2 separate regions of the Mus musculus genome follow, and region 2 is linked to region 1. A link is a loop called in an ENCODE intact Hi-C map of the cell type or tissue named here. Cell type or tissue: left cerebral cortex. All regions are shown on one strand.

Region 1 (8,000 bases):
CTATTTTTTTTTGTTTGTTTGTTTGATTTTTGGAGACAGGGTTTCTCTGTGTAGCCCTGGCTGTCCTGGACTCACTCTGTAGACCAGGCTGGCCTCGAACTCAGAAATCCTCCTGCCTCTGCCTCCCAAGTGCTGAGATTAAAGGCATGTGCCACCACTGCCCGACTTGGCTTTGGGTACACTTATGTGGGTTTCTTCTTGCCCACTGGTCCCAGGTCAGCAACACTTGCATCAAGAAAACCCAGGCAGCTGAGTGCGACAAACTTTGTTTGTTTCAGCCCTGCCCTTGTTCCAAGGCTCTGTTAGCCTGGGAGTTCCACACTTTCCTCCCTGAAGGACAGCAGGCTGCCCTGGCTCAGCTGGCCACCTGGACTTCATCCACAGGGCAGATGGATGCTTCTCCCAGCCTGGCCTGCAGTTTCCAGAGGAGGCCTGATGGCTCCTGCAGGAACCCTACAGAGCCCCAGCAGGAACAAGTATCATACAAAGTAGGTGTATCTATCTGTCTGCCATAAAAGAGGTGGTGTCCCTCCTCCAATAGCTAAAGGTTATGCTTTGTTTTTTAAAAGATTTATTTATTTATTTCATGTATGTGAGTACACTGTTGTTGTCTTCAGACACACCAGAGGATCCCATTACAGATGGTTGTGAGCCACTATGTGGTTACTGGGAATTGAACTCAGGACCTCTGGAAGAGCAGTCAGTGCTCTTAATCACTAAGCCATCTCTCCAGGCCCAGCTAAAGGTTTTAATAGGACTTGAGTCTCAGTGCACAGCAGAAAACCATTAGATCTCACCCCAAATCATGTCACACCAAAAAGGAGGATCTCACACTGAGACAAAAACCAAAAGACACTAACGTTGAAGTGTCTAGAGATGCTGCAACTGCTGGCAAAGGCTTTAAAGCAGCCACCATGGAAGTGCTCCAAGCAGCAACCACGCAAAGAAGAAATGGCCCGCAAAGAGATGAAGTAAGAAATGGGGAGCTGGAGAGATGGCTCAGTGGATAAGAGCGCCGATTGCTCTTCCAAAGGTCCTGAGTTCAAATCCCAGCAACCACATGGTGGCTCACAACCATCTGTAATGAGATCTGACCCCCTCTTGTGGTGCACCTGAAATAGCTACAGTGTAATTATTTATAATAATTATTTATAATAATAAATAAATCTTTGGGCCAGAGAGAGCTGGGGTTGACTGGAGCAAGCAAAGGTACTAAATTCAATCCCCAACAACCACATGAAGGTTCACAACTATAATGTACTCATATACATTAAATAAATTAATTAAATCTTAAGGGTTGGCGTAGCACTGGTGGGAATACCAGCTGGGTACTGCCACCCCAGGGAACCCACAGATCATTAACAGAATGAAGAACTGACTCTTGTTCTCCCAGAGCTGCCAGGGCATTCTTCCTAGGAAGGATGAAAGTTCACACCAAAACCTGCCCATAAATGTGGCAGCAGTTTTCCTGGTAACAACAGAGCCCCTGTTCTAGGGCCTAAGCAACAGTGGGCAATGAAATCCTGCTGCGTCCACCTGGATAATCCTCGGGAAGAGCGTGCGTACTGAAACGAGCCAAACTCAAGAATCTACAGGCTGCGTGGATCCACTTCTAAATGACCACGGTGGAAGGAAGAGCAGAGGGAGACTGGGGTGAGAAGCCCTGGTCCCGGCAATACCTCCCCAGTTTACAAGTGTCACCAGGGAGGGAGGAAGATCTGCCCCTCACCAGCGCCCCTCGGATCCCTGCATGGCAACGCCCCCTTCATCCCTGAGCTACCCTCCCAGCCTTCTCCAGCCCAGCTACTCCAGATCCGGGACATTGGTCTTTCCCTCCAGCCCTAGGACCCTGAATCCCGGCAGCAGTGACCCTCATCTCCAGCCCTGTGCACATCGATCCCGGCACCTGTGCCCCGGTCTCCAACTCCCAGGCTCCCCGATCCTGGTTGTAGTAACCCCCATTTCCACCACTGTGCCCATGGATCTGACGGTGGCGAACTTCCCCCTCATTCCAGCCTGGAGGATCCCCTTTCCAGCCCAGCTACTCTGGAACCCGACCCTCGAGCCCAGGGGTCCCAGTGACTACAGCCTCCAGCTCTATGCCCCGATCCCGGCCGAGGTGACTGTTGTCTCCAGCACTCACAGTACTTGATAACTGCGATGTTGACCGGCGCCGTGCAGGTGACCATTAGGTCCTGAGGCTTTTCTGAGGCCATAACTGAGATGCTGGAGTCCCGAGCTAGAGAGCCCAGCACCGATTACCCGGTGTCTACAGACTCACGCGCTGCCATATGATTGGCCCGCTGGCCGGGCTTTTCCCGTGCTGTCCAATAGGCGACAGGCCGAGCCCATGATCCACTTTTTAGCCTATGGACAGGATCGAATGATGTGCGGCTGACACTGAGCCCGCCCCCGGTGCCTGCAAGCTCGTGGCTGCGAGCGAGAGGCGGGGTCCGCTCAGGGAGTGGAATCTACGCATGCGCAGGAGGTGGTATCTGCGCAGGCGTAGGAGGCCTCCTTCTTACAAAGGTTCCTCCTTCTGGCACAAGCACCACTGGATAGCCTGAGTGACCGTCGGGACAGCGGGGCCATCTGCTGCTGAAACAGCGGAGCTGAAAAAGGATACGCATCTAGCCTCTACGCTGCATGAAAAGCTCACTAGACGGTGAATCCGGAGGGATCCGCAGCCCAAGGTCGCGCCCGAGCCCCACATCCTGGAATCTTCTACATTCACAATCTGACTTCTCTTGTCACAACCTCCAGTCTCCTGGTCCCACAGTCTGGGGTCTCACAGCTTGCCTGAGGTGTCCAGCCGCCGCGCCGGCGGATGTACTGCATCCGAGATGGGCATTTTCTCTCCCAAGCTCCACACAAGCAAGAATTTTGTCGTTTTTTTTTTTTTTTTTTCCGTAGCTGAAATGGATCGGCACATTTCTGTGTCATTCTTACGGTACAGTTTAGTGACCTTTAGTATATTTACTTGATACAACCGTCACCTCTGTTTCCAGAACTAACCATCCATTCTCCAACAGAAACAGATACAACTTCCTGGTTCCACCTCCTGTAAAATCGTGGCTGTTGAATGGCTTAGAGTTCCGAAGATGTGCGAGCACACGATACCCACCCAGGCCACCAGTTCTGTTCCTAGGAGTGTGGATGGTACCTAATCCTTTCACAGCCTTCTGGCTGACATTTTCTACACAGTGAATGGGAGTTGCTTTTTTTTTCCATGCTGCTTTTTCTACGTCTGAGTTTCTTGGACACTTTCCAGCTGCACACCAAAACAGCTTCCTTGTTTGTCTAGACCGTCGGTAATTGACTCAAGCCGTCCCCCTTGGAAGCCATGCACCGGACTTTCCTTGCATTGTGTATAAGAGTGCTTGCGTAGATTCCTAGAAGTGGATGAACCAGCCAAGCAGCTATGTGCCTGGGGCGATGTTGATAGCTGTTGGCCGGCTGCCATCTTGGAAGCTGGATCGATTGCTCAGCTCTCTCTGCTAGAGCGAGAGTGTGTGAATAGGCCTTCTGCGCCACAGTAGACAGCCTGTCAGTCAGGCTGACAGCTGACCAATGGGAGTTCACTATTGTTTCCTTGTGGCTTGTGAGATGGCTCGTATTTTCAATTTCTCTTGCAATAACTTTTCTGCTTCATACACACACACACACACACACACACACACACACACACACACACCAGCAGAAAGGTGGTGTGTTTAATCCCAACACTCAGGAGGCAGAGGTCAGGTGGATTTCTGTAAATTCCAGGGCAGCCTGATCTACAGAGTAAGTTCCAGGGCTACACAGAAACCATGTCTTGAAAAAACCTAAATAAATAAACCCAAAGAAGAAGAAGGGGGGAGGATGTCTCTGTGAGTTCAAGGCCAGCCAGAAGTTCACTGTGAGATCCTGTCTCTAAAAAATAAAAACAATAAGTTAAAGAAAGAAGAGAACAATTAATTTACTCCGGAATGAATAGTTTCACCCATGGGTATTTTTGTACATTATCAGGTACAGAGACCAAGGTCACCTCATGAGCTGAAGGACACCAGTACCTGAAACCCCATATACTTTGAAGCTAAGAGTCAGTAGTAGGTCATCTCTCTACTCATCAAATGTTGTAAATGTCTGTCATGTTTGTGAAGTTCACTGTTAGGTCAGGGATACACACATGCATGAGACATGAAGGGAGGAGAGTCCACCAGGGCTGAGTGACCATCTGCTTGCACCTCAGAGCTTGGTCTGAACAGGCCAGCAGAGGGGACCAACGTGCAGCTGTGGTTCCCAGCCCAGGCACTGGGGACAGAAAACCTCTAAAAGCAACCTCAAAAGGGAGGATGCTGTTTGTGGATTTCTGTGCCCCTGTCGCTTGTCCCTTTGAACTCAGTTCCCTAGAGAAGTCTTCAGAGGTCAGAGTTGTTCCAGAGCACCTGGCCGGCCTGGGTAACCATAGAGACTGGTAGAGAGGTAGATTTCATCCAAGGGTTCTGGTTCCTTGTCAAAAACAAAAACAAAAAAAACAAGAAACAGCTCAGTGCAGGGCTGGCTGGCATGCGCAGCCAATCATGTGGGTGACTGTAGGCTGGCAGCTGTGTTTAGGGGGGCTAAGGTAGCAAAGGTCCGAGGGGAGGTTTGGGGCCTGGGCAGAACTAGGGGAGGAAGGAAAGTTGCATTGAGCAGAGGGGAAGGAGAAATGGTCGGGCCCACCCCAGGCTGGAATTTCCTTGCCCTGCCACAAGAAGCAAATCCCTTCCTTCCTCAGGCCGGGAGGGTCGTCACCAAGCCCTCCTCTGACCTGTGCGGGTTCCTGGGCACCAGCCCTCAGGAGTCATTGTTCCTTCCTTCCCGCTCCCCCTGGCTTGTTCTTTGCCTGGATTTTGGCCCCTGTCACTTGGCCCTGACAAATCAGGCCACTGCACTGGGCGACCTCTAAAGGCCCTCCTTTGTTTGGCCTCTGTGACCACAGCCCAACATGGCCTTTAAACAGGTATGCGCCAAACTTCCACATCTTCAGGAGTTAGGCAGCCTTACCTGAGCAGCCAGCCACTCCTTCCAAACAGCTGTATGCAATTCTGCCAAAAGTGCATGTAGCGTCACATCTTGGAGAGGAGCTGGAGTATTTGTGTGGGGAAGACTAGGGTGGGAGGTGTCCAGCTACATAGCCACAGCAGGGGACAGGGACTGGAGGTGGGGTGGGGTGGGGCATCATCTGTGCTGGGTGCAGACCCACCAGTGCGGCTGCTTTGACTTCACCCATGTTCCTGCCTATAACCCATTACCCATTGCTCTATCAGTAAGCCAAATAAACTTGTTAATTCCTCCGTGTGAACTTTGATGGAACTGTTCCTTAGTTTATCCAAGAAACCCTTAGTGAGAGGGGGTAGACATTGTTTATGTCTCCCCTAGGGAAGGCATTTTTGTCACCCAGCATAGTCAGTCGTCTGGCAGGATACAATAAAAGCAAGGTTGAGTGCGGGAAGAAGAGCACTGGTGTTGGCCCTGAGGTGGGCAATGAGACTGGCAGCTCAAGCTGTGCTACTTAAGGGGAAAGGACATATTGGCATGGTTTCCTATACCCATGAGGCCGTGGTATGTCCCCTTTGAGTATAGCTCATAGGGCAGCAAGACATGGGGATGTCTGTGGGGAAGATCTGGTGACAGTGGTCCTTACTTAGGTGTTAACAAGGGGCATGAGAGCCCAATGGCTGAGGTTTGCCCAGGGACCATGGAGATGCTTTGAGGACAGCTAAGGATCTAGAACAGCCCCTGGGAGTGATGGGGTGGGGTGGGGTGTAGCAAGCTGCTGCAGAGGCAGCCTAGACACTGCGAAGGTTAACAAGACCTACCTGAGGCTATGGTGGCAGCCAGGAGGGAAAGACATCACAGGATAAAGGGAGGAAGGCAGAGGTGGCTGACGTCTGTCCTCTGTGCTGGCCTCCAATCTGGAGAGGAAATGGGATAAAGAGAGAAGAGATGGTGGTATTAGCTCCCATCTTCTCAGAGCTTAGCTAAAGGGTAAAGAAAACTTAAATCAGGTCTGCATTGAAGAGCCCCTTCTGGAAGCCCGGAATCCACAGAAGGCTTCTGGTAGTCGAGATGAAGAGAGTAAAAGAGGCAGAAAACAGCGGTCAGAAAGGGGAGACTCTGGTCCAGTTCGCAGACATGGGGGACTTAGCAAGGGCCTGCTGGGGGAGACCATAGCAATCAGAGTACTCAGCACTGGAATTCAGCACTAGGGAAAAAGCGGACACTGAACCGTCTCTCACAGACTGATACAAGCGGCTGTGGGCTACAGGGACAGGTGGGATCCACGCGAGCGCGTGAAGAAGCAGAGACACTGAGCACGGTTACGCTAGGTTATGCATCCTCTAGGCTCACACGCTATAGGCAATAAGACTAAGACACTCGGATCCTCCAAAGCCTTTACTACTTCTTCACAAGGATCCCTCCCCACATCCATCTCCGGAGCACAAGTTACATTCCTGAGGCGGCACATGAGGCATCCACCCCATGGGCTGGCTCATGAGAGCCATCAGAGAGGAGGACACCTCCACAAGCATTGGGCTGAAGGCAAGTCCTTAGGGCATTGTCTTAATTAGCAATTAGTAGGGGGGGGTGATCCCACTGGGGAGGGCAATTCCATTGTGGGGGTATCACCCCTGGGCTGGTGGTCCTGGGTTCTATAAGAAAGCAGGCTGAGCAAGCCATGGGGAGCAAGTCAGCACCCCCTTCATGGCCTCTGCATCAGCTCCTGCCTCCAGGCACCTCCCTGGTTTGAGTTCCACCATTGGCTTCTGAAGCCAAATAAATCCTTTCCTCCCCAAGTTGCTTTTATTCATAGTGTTTCACCACAGCGATAGAAACACCAAGACACGTGATCATCAGCATGGAGGTCCTCTGGACACTGAGGGCTGGAGAGCCACAGAGACTAGAGCTCAGGGGATCTCAGAATGAGGGAAGCGATGTTTAGTGCCCAGGGCACTTGGGCTGAGAAGTCAGTGTTCACTAGATACTCAAGGAGAAGCTGGATCCATCAGGGACCTCGGATCTGGCTTGGAGCTCTGTGACTTTGCTGGGCCCTTGGTGGGAGGGGGGACGGGACAGGATCCTTATGAAGAAAGAAAGGCTTTGGAGGACCTGAGTGGGACTATCACCTACAGCGTGTGAGCATAGAGGATGTGTAACCTAGCGGAGATACAAGAACCAAAGCAGTGGAAAAAACTGGGTTTTTTTTTGTTTGTTTGTTTTGTTTTTTGCCTTTTGCTTTTTTGTTTGTTTGTGTTTTTGAGACAAGGTTTCTCTGTGTAGCCCTGGCTGTCCTGGAACTGACGGTGTAGACCAAGCAGGCCTCGAACTCAGAAATCCACCTGCCTCTGCCTCCTAAGTGCTAGGATTAAAGGTGTGCGCCACCACTGCCTGGCTCTGGTCTGGGTTTTTAAAGCAAAAGTAGCAAGATGTGCCTGAGTTCTAAGGGGGTGGGGGGAATTCTATACTAAGGAGCTGCTGGAAGGCTTTGAAGTCTGGGGAGGGTTTACAGAAGGCATTGTGGTCAAATCATCCAGGCGAAAGTGATCAAGTCTGTGCCAGGGGTAGGTAATTTTCTATCTCCTGACTAAGCAGGGAATGTTCCCCTCCTACAACACGTTACAATAGGGGTCGAGCCCATTTGTCCAGCCAAGACCACCTCCAGTAGCCAGGTGTGATGGATAGAGAAATGGCTGCCCTTACAGTCACCGTGCCAGCCCAAACAGAGCCTCTCGGACCCAGGGAGCCATGAGGGGCAGCAGGGGAGAGCAGGGCCTGGGTAGAGGTGAGCAACTTGAGCCAGCCCCACTGAGTTCACCAGGATGGGGAGGCTCCAGAGAAGACTTACAGCATGTGGAGGTGGAAGGCTCAGAGAGTGACTGAGGACTGTGGAGGGAGCATATTAGCACGTCCTATCTACACCCAACCCTGATCTGTGGAGGAAGAGATTGGTTCTAGTGGATGGAGGGCTCTTTCCA
Region 2 (8,000 bases), 110 kb after region 1:
TCAGTTCTCAGGTCCCTAGCTCCTCCCCTAAACACACCAGGACCCAGTGGGCTTCCTGTCCTGCTTACCCATTCCCTCCCAGACCCAGCATGAGGCAGGGTCCCGCCCCTCTGCCAGGCCCTGTCACTGAGGCTCAGCAGGGAGTCCCCCACATCGTGGCAGAGGGAAGTGGGACCTCACCCACTGGGTGGCTACCAAGACTGCAGTACTGGTGGCAGGAAAGGCTTGGTTCTCTCTGTTTTATTGCTCTTTCTGGCCCTGAGTTTCAATAGCTCTGACCACTGAGTAAGGGCTGTCTGAAGAGGGTGGGTGGGCAAGCCCGATAACCGTTCCCACCTCCCGGCCCAGAGTGGACAGCTAATGGTGACCGAGAAAACATTCTGAGAAGGGAGACACGTCCCCACTGTAAACAGTGATACTTCTCGGTGACAAGCCGTCGAGCCCAGGTGCCACTCTGTCACGGATGTGCCTCCCATGCTATGGCGAACGAAGGAAGAAAACAGAGACCACGTTGCATTACCACACACAGGTCTTCACCGGGAGGGAGGGAGCTTTCTCACTACCTGGCTCTTGCTTGGATTTTAAGTTCCTGGTTCCTCTGTGAGGCCAAGAATCAGGAGACCTGGTCCTTTCTCTCTCAAGCACAAAACATCCCTCCTGAATCCAGATCCCTAGGTCTCCAGGTCACCGGGTTAAGTCTGCCTGGGTTGGTCACTATTCCCATGGGACTAGGGCATCACCTTGCCTGACTTTCCAGATTAGGGGAGTGGCAAAGAGGCTAAGCACCCCAGGATGATTCAAACCTTCAGGAAGGCCTGAGACAGCACCCAGCATTTAAGATGACTAACCTGTGAAGACCTTGTTTCCAAAACATAGGACTCAAACTGTTCAGAGGGTGGAGGGTGAGGGAGCCCTCACAAGAGATGGAGTGAACGTTCCACCTCCAGCAAGAGGTCCCGCAGTGATGACTACACCCCATAGAAATGAACAGGATGCCAGCATCCCCTACGTCACCACACAGAGCTCTTAGCTGGCTCTGTATCCCTTGCCCACCTCCCCAGGCATAAAGAAGACTGTTGGTGGCCAAGCCCACACCCAGGCTCAGTGTCAGGGTAGGTGTGGCCTGTGCCTAGATATGTTCTCATGAATGAATTTTATTGGGGGGACAGTTTGAGCCTAAGGAAAGACAGGAGCATTAGTCATCAATATTCTTTTGAAAGCTCCCCAGGTGACTAACACACAGGCTGGGTGGGAACCCCCAAAGCTGGCAAAGCCTCCTTCACATCCTAACCAGACTCAGTCTGGAAGCTTCCTCTGACACCCACATACTACAGCTGAAAAGCCAGGGGACCTCAGAGCCCAGACTGATCCTTGGAGGGTAAGGATAAATTCTAGCTAGTAGCACTGCTGTCCACGAGCTAAGAAATGATTTTGCATTTTTTTTTAACTGCTGGAAAAAAATATCAGAGTATTTCATGATGTGAAAGCATTCACCATCTGGCCTGTCAGAGAAAAGTCTGCCGGTTTTGTTTAAGCACGGCCCTTGTCTGTGAAAGAGGACCTCTTCCATGAAGATGGAGAAGCCTTTCTCTGCACACAACAGGACCACCTCTTCCCTGCCCTGCCCTCCTTGTTCCCAAGTGTTGACAGTCAGTGAAGGAGCCTGAGAAGCAGCTCTTGTTGAATCTTTAAGAAGGGTACCCGTCTTCTACATTCTCATCCACCCATTCTGCTTATATTTACAGTCTGACCGTCTACAGGCCAGCGAGGAAAAGAAGCCACAAATGTGGGCCCTAGACCTTGGCTCTCCTAAGTCCGGGCTGAGCTGAGGACAGTATCCGCTGGCCCCTCCTTTCAGAGCTCAATGGTTTTCATTGATTCCTGCCTTGAAAAATCCCCCCCACCCCCCCACCCCGGTCTCACCACATTTTGGTCCTACAAATCAAAACTTGGCCTGTGTGGAAGTCATTGCCCGGGTTGCCTGACACCCCCCGGAGCCTGTTCCTGAAACAGGGTGCACAAGCAGTGTCCGTGGAGAGATGGAGGGAATCACGCACAACCCCCCCACCTCCAACAGATGGACTTCCACGAGGCAGACCAACTTTCACAGTGGGTACACTGACTCTCTGTGGGCTAATTTAATCAGACCCCGAGGAAGGTCACATGTGGAGGGGTGCTGACTGCTTCAGGAGGTGTAAGGGGGTGAGCAGCTGGGCAAGGTGCCCTGGGTGAGGCTGGGAGGGCGGCAATGGAGCCCAGCACCTATGACACCAAAAGAGAGAAGCTCTTTGCAAGAAAGGGACGTATGCCAAGGTAGGGGATCTCCAGTTCTGACATCAGGCAGAGCCTCCTGGGGCGCCCTGTGCCCCAGTCCCTCTGGAAGGTAACCAAGTAGGGCACAAGGAAGACAGGAGCTTAGCATTGGACAGACAACCTCGGAACTGAGACTAAGAACTGCGCCTAGGGCTGGAACATTAGTTCTGGTAGGAAATTTCTGACTTGAAAAGCTCCAGGCAGAACGCCACCTTCTCCCAGATTGGTCAGGAAGTCATGATGCAAGTTTGATTTTTTTCTTTCTTTCTTTCTTTTTTCTTAACTACGAAAGAGAATAGAAAGTCGCGCTCCCCTCACAGCTCAGACACTAACAGCCCCTTGCCCGGGCCTCTCCTCCCAGCCCGCGTGGAGACGCCCAGCGCTATCTGGGGCTCTCGCGGACCCGCGCCTCGCCGTTGCCTGCCGTGCTTTCCACTCGGTGCCCGGGCCGGGCCCGCCGAGGCCGCCAGCGCGCTCACGCCTCTGGAATGCGAGCGCCCTGGGCCGCGAGTCCCGCGGAATCTCCTCGCCTATGCTCGCCCGCCGGGGCGGCGCGGCGCAGGGGGACGCGGACGCAGCCTTCCCGCCCGCGCCCTCCACTCACCCGCCAGGAGCGTGCAGGGCAGCAACAGCCAGTAGAGCCCGGCGCCCAGCACGTGCGGCTCCATGCCCCGCGGCCGGGGGACCGCCCGGGGTCGCGCCGCCGTGGCTAAAGGGAGGTGCGAGGGCCGGAGGAACCGCGCGCCATGGCACTCTGGGCGGGTCTCCGCACGTGCGGCGCGCGGCTGCTGTGACCTCCCGCCGGCCTCGATCTCGGGTCGCCGGCCGGCCCGGCCGCGCCCTCTGGTTCCCGACGGCCGGATCCCGCGCACGCTGGGTTGTCAGCCCGCCCGGCTCGGAACTCACGGCGGCTCGTGGAGGCCGAGCTGGGCCGGACGGCGACGCGGCGGCTCTCTCCCTGCTCCCGCCTGCGGGCCTTTATAAGCTCGGCCCCCGCCCTCCCTGGAGTGCCCGCCTCCGCGCTTCCCCCGACGGCCAGGCGCGCCCAGGCACCCCCTCGCTGCCCAGCGCAGTCTGCTCGAGCGCCGGCCCTACTAGCCTGGCTGGTGCCGGTGACCCGGAGACCTCGACCCGCGCGCCCCCCAAACCCTCCTTCAGCCCAGCGCAGTTACTCGCACTGTGCCCGTGGGGCGCTTCTCCCTGGGGCTCCGGGGCCTGGGACCCGGGGTGGGGGCAATACAAGAAGACTCCCAAAGACCTGACCCACTTAGTACCCACGCGCAACTGCGCCCCTCGTGGTTGGAGCAACTTTCGCTTTGTTCCCCAAGCCGTGATGGCGCAGCGCCCTCTGGGGGCTGTCAGAGTCCCTAACTGTGGCACTGGCGGCCACGCTGGCTAGGCCTTGGTGGTTGGGGTGGAGAGACACCTTACTGCTGTGGCATCAGACAGCTGCATCCCACTGTGGTCTGCGTTGGGGCTTTGGGACTGCTTCCAGTCACACCTGCCCCCACTGTGTGGCTTGGCTTTAGTCAGTGTGCTACAGACAGTAGCAAAAGCTGACAGAGCACCTGCTGTCCCATTGGTGGCCAGACAAGGTCTGAGTCCGGCACGTGCCCGGTACCTCACCCAAGCCGCCTTGGTTTGGCTCAGTCTTCCGTATTAAGGTGGATAGGAAAGACGAAATGAAAAGGGGTCAAGAACGGCACAGTTGGACCAAGTTCAGGATGCACTGGGAAATGAGTAGCATTAGGGGCAGAGGCTTAACCGGGAGCGGTGATGATGTGACCCTTTTGAGCCTCAAGGCACCAGCAGGCTAAAGTCAATCACACTTCAGAACCTTCAATTTTCCAGAACCACCAGAAATGCAGGCTTTCCCTGGACATATAGTATTTAAACTGCCTAGCTTGGTCTCCAAGACTCACCTCTAGTCTGACTCTGAAGGGGTGCTGCTAAGACACGGGAAGGTTCAGAAATTCATTCAGACCTGCTCCTTGAGCAGCAGTTCTCAACCTGTGGGTCGTGACAGCTATGGGCCTTGAACGACCCTTTCATAGGGGTTGCATAATAGATATCCTACATAACAGCTATTTACATTATGATTCATAAGAGTAGCAAAATTATAGGCCGGGCGTGGCCTTTAATCCCAGCCCTCGGGAGGCAGAGGCAGGCAGATTTCTGAGTTCGAGGCCAGCCTGGTCTACAAAGTGAGTTCCAGGACAGCCAGGGCTACACAGAGAAACCCTGTCTCAAAAAAAAAAAAAAAAAAAAAAAAGAAGTAGCAAAATTATAGTTATAGCAACAAAATAATTTTATGGTCAAGGGTCACCACAACATGAAGTGTCTTAAGGAATATTAATTAATTAATTATTAATTAATAATAAATAAAAATAATTAATAATAAATAAATAAGCAATATTAGAAATTAATTAAGCAATATTAGGAAGGTTGAGAACCACTGTCCCAAAGGAACTGAAATGTTTATGTCTCACAACCATTGAAGTAGTTGTAGGGTAAAAACAGAAAGGAACAAACAGGGGAACTCTCAAAAAAACTAAACTGTATCCTACAGTGTTGTAGCAGTTTAAAGAGCATCTGAAGACTCCCTGAATTGTGGGAGCAGCTTCTAAGATACAATGTTACCATTGAAAAACTGGCGCCACCCTTGCCCGCCACAGCAAGTATGCAGTCTTGGCATGCAAGCAAGCCTCCTTCCTTTTGATATCCTGGTCAGTCACACACAAGCATTACCTAGGTCAAAAAAAACTCACAAAACAGACCAGGACAGTGGTGGCACACGCCTTTAATCCCAGCACTTGGGAGGCAGAGACAGGTGGATTTCTGAGTTCGAGGCCAGCCTGGTCTACAAAGTGAGTTCCAGGGCAGCCAAGACTATATAGAGAAACCCTGTCTCGAAAAAACAAAAAACAAAACAAAACAAAACAAAAACCAGACCAGATCCTTAGTATCAGAACATTCCTTCTTGTCCTTTGCCAAACAGGGAGAGGCAGATCAGGCCAGATCAGCAACAGCCTGCCTGGCCCTCAGCCCTGGTACCTCTGTATCACCTTTCTCCCTCTCTCTCTTCCTCTGTCTTTTGACCTGGCTTCATACTTGCTGTGTAGTTCAAGGATAACCTTGAACTGATCTTTGTGCAGCCGACAGGAGGTGTGTAGGATTGCAGGTGTACACCATTACACTGAGAACTGTCCCCAGGGTGAAGAGGATGGCACAGGGCCAGAGTAGACAGAGGGATGCAACTCTGCCAGTAGGGTCCCCACTTTTTCTGAGAGGTGACCAGTCACCCCTACTTGTCTCTACTGGAATTAACATTCCAGGATGCAGAAACACCCTGTTATGGTTTGTATATGCTCAGCCCAGGGAATGGCACTATTAAAAGGTATAGCCCTGTTGGAGTGGGCGTGTCACTGTGGGTGTAGGCTTTAAGATTCTCCTCCTAGCTGCCTGGAAGCCAGTCCTTTGCTAGCGGCCTTCAGATGAAGATGTAGAACTCTCAACTCTGCCTGCACCATGCCTGCCTGAATGCTAATAGACTGAACCTCTGAACCTGTCAGCCACCGCAATTAAATATTGTCCTTAGAAGACTTGCCTTGGTCATGATGTCTGTTCACAGCAGTAGAACCCCAACTAAGCCGGGCATGGTAGCGCATGCCTTTAATCCCAGCACTTGGGAGGCAGAGACAGGCAGATTTCTGAGTTCGAGGCCAGCCTGGTCTACAGAGTGAGTTCCGGGGCAGCCAGGGCTACACAGAGAAACCCTGTCTCAAAAAACCAAAAACCAACCAACCAAACAAACAAACAAACAAAAATGGCTAAATGGGGCTGGAGAGATGACTCAGCAGTTAAGAGCAATGGCTGCTTTTCCAGAGGTCCTGAGTTCAATTCCCAGCAACCACATGGTGGCTCACAACCATCTGTAATGGGATCTGATGTGCTTTTCTGGTGATTATGAAGACAATGACAGTGTATTCAAGTGTGTGTGTGTGTGTGTGTTTGTGTGTGTGTGTGTGTGTGTGTGTGTGGTTAAAATGGCCAAGAATGGTGGTCCATACCTTTAGCCCCAGCACTGGGGAGCAGAGGCAGGAAGATTTCTAAGCTCGAGATTAACCTGATCTACAGTGTGAGTTCCAGGACAGCCAGAGCTACACAGAGAAACCCTGTCTTGAAAAAATGATTAAAATGCCAAGTTGATGGTGTGTGATTTACTATATCAACAGGTTTTTGTTATTGTTGTTGTTTTTTATTTGCTTTTTTTGTGCCTAGTCTTATCGTACCTTGTTATGCTCTGTTTGGTTTATGGCCCTGGGAGGCCTGCTCTATTCTGAAGGGAAACTGAGGAGAAGTGTATCTGGGTGGGTGGGAGGGGCTGGAGAAAAGGAGGGAGGGGAAACTGAGGTTTTGATGTATTGTATGAGAGAAGAATATGAACACACACACACGTGCGCACACGTTTCAAATAGCGCATCCTAAGCTCCCTCCACCCACTCCCAGGGCCAGCCAGCCTTGCCAACTTCTCGAGCATCTTGCTTCCTTGGCTCCTGGCCAGCAAATGTGATATTTGGGGAGCTATTATTTCAGTTCCCTGAGTACATTTCTACCAAGCGCCAATTCCCATTCTTGGAAACAGAAAATTTCATCTAGAAAGTTGGCTTGTACCTGCCTTTGCCTGCAGATCACAGGACTATGCCAAAGAGCTGTTTTGGCCTAGGCAAAGATACAGGCTCTATCAAGATGCCACCCATGAGATAGGCCCCTCCTATCTCCTTCCACCCTCCATCTAGGTCACCAGCAGCTGGTAGCCCCAGAAGGCTTCTCCAGGTTGAGAGGACCTGGGACACTCATGTTGGGGAACATACCTGGAGTGACACTTGTCTCTCTCCCTTCCAGTGACCATAAGTTTAAAGGATTCACACCAGCCAGCCACTGACCATGTTTATAGGCACTCTCACCTTCCAGAGCCTGGCAGTATCCCAGAGGTCTCTGCCCACTCTTTCCCACTTGTCCCTGCTCATGCTAACACTGGGCCCGAGTCTCGAGGACCCCAAGTCCATGTTTATTATTTGGAGTTGTATCTAAAACCTTCCCTACTTCCTGAATGCCAGGTGGAATCAGAAGGTTGGTCATTGAGGATGGGCACAGTAGTACACTTTGTGAGCCCGGCATTCAGGTGGCAGAGGCAGGAGAGTCACAGCAAACTCAAGGCTGGGCTGCTGTTTGTTTGTCGAGACAGGGTTTCTCTGTGTGACAGCCCTGGTTGTCCTGGAACTTGCTTTGTAGACAAGACCGGCCTTGAACTCACAGAGATTCACTGGGCTCTGCCCCCCTAGTGCTGGGATTAAAGATGCACACAATCACTGCCCAGCTAAGACCTTGTCTTAAAACAAACAAAAAGCTGGACGTATTGGTTTATAATCTCTACACTTGGATATTGAGGTAGGAGGAGTCAAAGCCAGTCTGGACTACCTGAAACTAAGTCTTAAATAAACATATAAGGGTCTAAAGGCCAGAGAGATGGCTCAGCTCAGTGGGTAAAGATGCTTACAACCCAGTCTGACTAGCTGAATTGGACCCCTAACAACACACATGGGGAAAAGAGAATCAGCTCACAGAAGTTGCCCTCTGATTTCAACATACATAGATGTTTTTCAAAAAATAAAGAAAAATGAGGT

The links. A loop is a pair of places that touch in the nucleus more often than their neighbours do. Peaks named below come from ENCODE experiments on the same cell type or tissue, not always from the same donor. Only the 100,000 strongest peaks of a DNase experiment are listed, where the experiment ranks them.
Region 2: a loop joins it to region 1, with 2.2 times the contacts of the local background. A loop is called at or near these places in 3 of 42 quality-filtered maps.

What each region holds. Positions count from the first base shown.
Region 1 is chr8:122,441,151-122,449,150 of GRCm38, forward strand. It overlaps Mvd (mevalonate (diphospho) decarboxylase), which reads right to left and starts at 2,272. Exons shown (of 10, transcript NM_138656.2): 1 at 2,144-2,272. The coding sequence starts at 2,216. It overlaps 9330133O14Rik (RIKEN cDNA 9330133O14 gene), which reads left to right and starts at 2,506. Exons shown (of 1, transcript NR_045696.1): 1 at 2,506-5,326. Gm20735 (predicted gene, 20735) reads right to left here. Exons shown (of 3, transcript NR_015497.2): 2 at 5,844-5,939; 3 at 4,118-4,491. In left cerebral cortex, CTCF peaks have their summits at 2,556 and 4,285 (motif pointing right); DNase peaks (open chromatin) are centred at 2,412 and 3,426; H3K4me3 peaks cover 2,794 bases; H3K27ac peaks cover 2,044 bases.
Region 2 is chr8:122,548,058-122,556,057 of GRCm38, forward strand. It overlaps Piezo1 (piezo-type mechanosensitive ion channel component 1), which reads right to left and starts at 3,272. Exons shown (of 51, transcript NM_001357349.1): 1 at 2,918-3,272. The coding sequence starts at 2,981. In left cerebral cortex, a CTCF peak has its summit at 3,636 (motif pointing left); DNase peaks (open chromatin) are centred at 1,273, 2,534, 2,771, 3,344 and 2 more places; H3K4me3 peaks cover 1,451 bases; H3K27ac peaks cover 996 bases.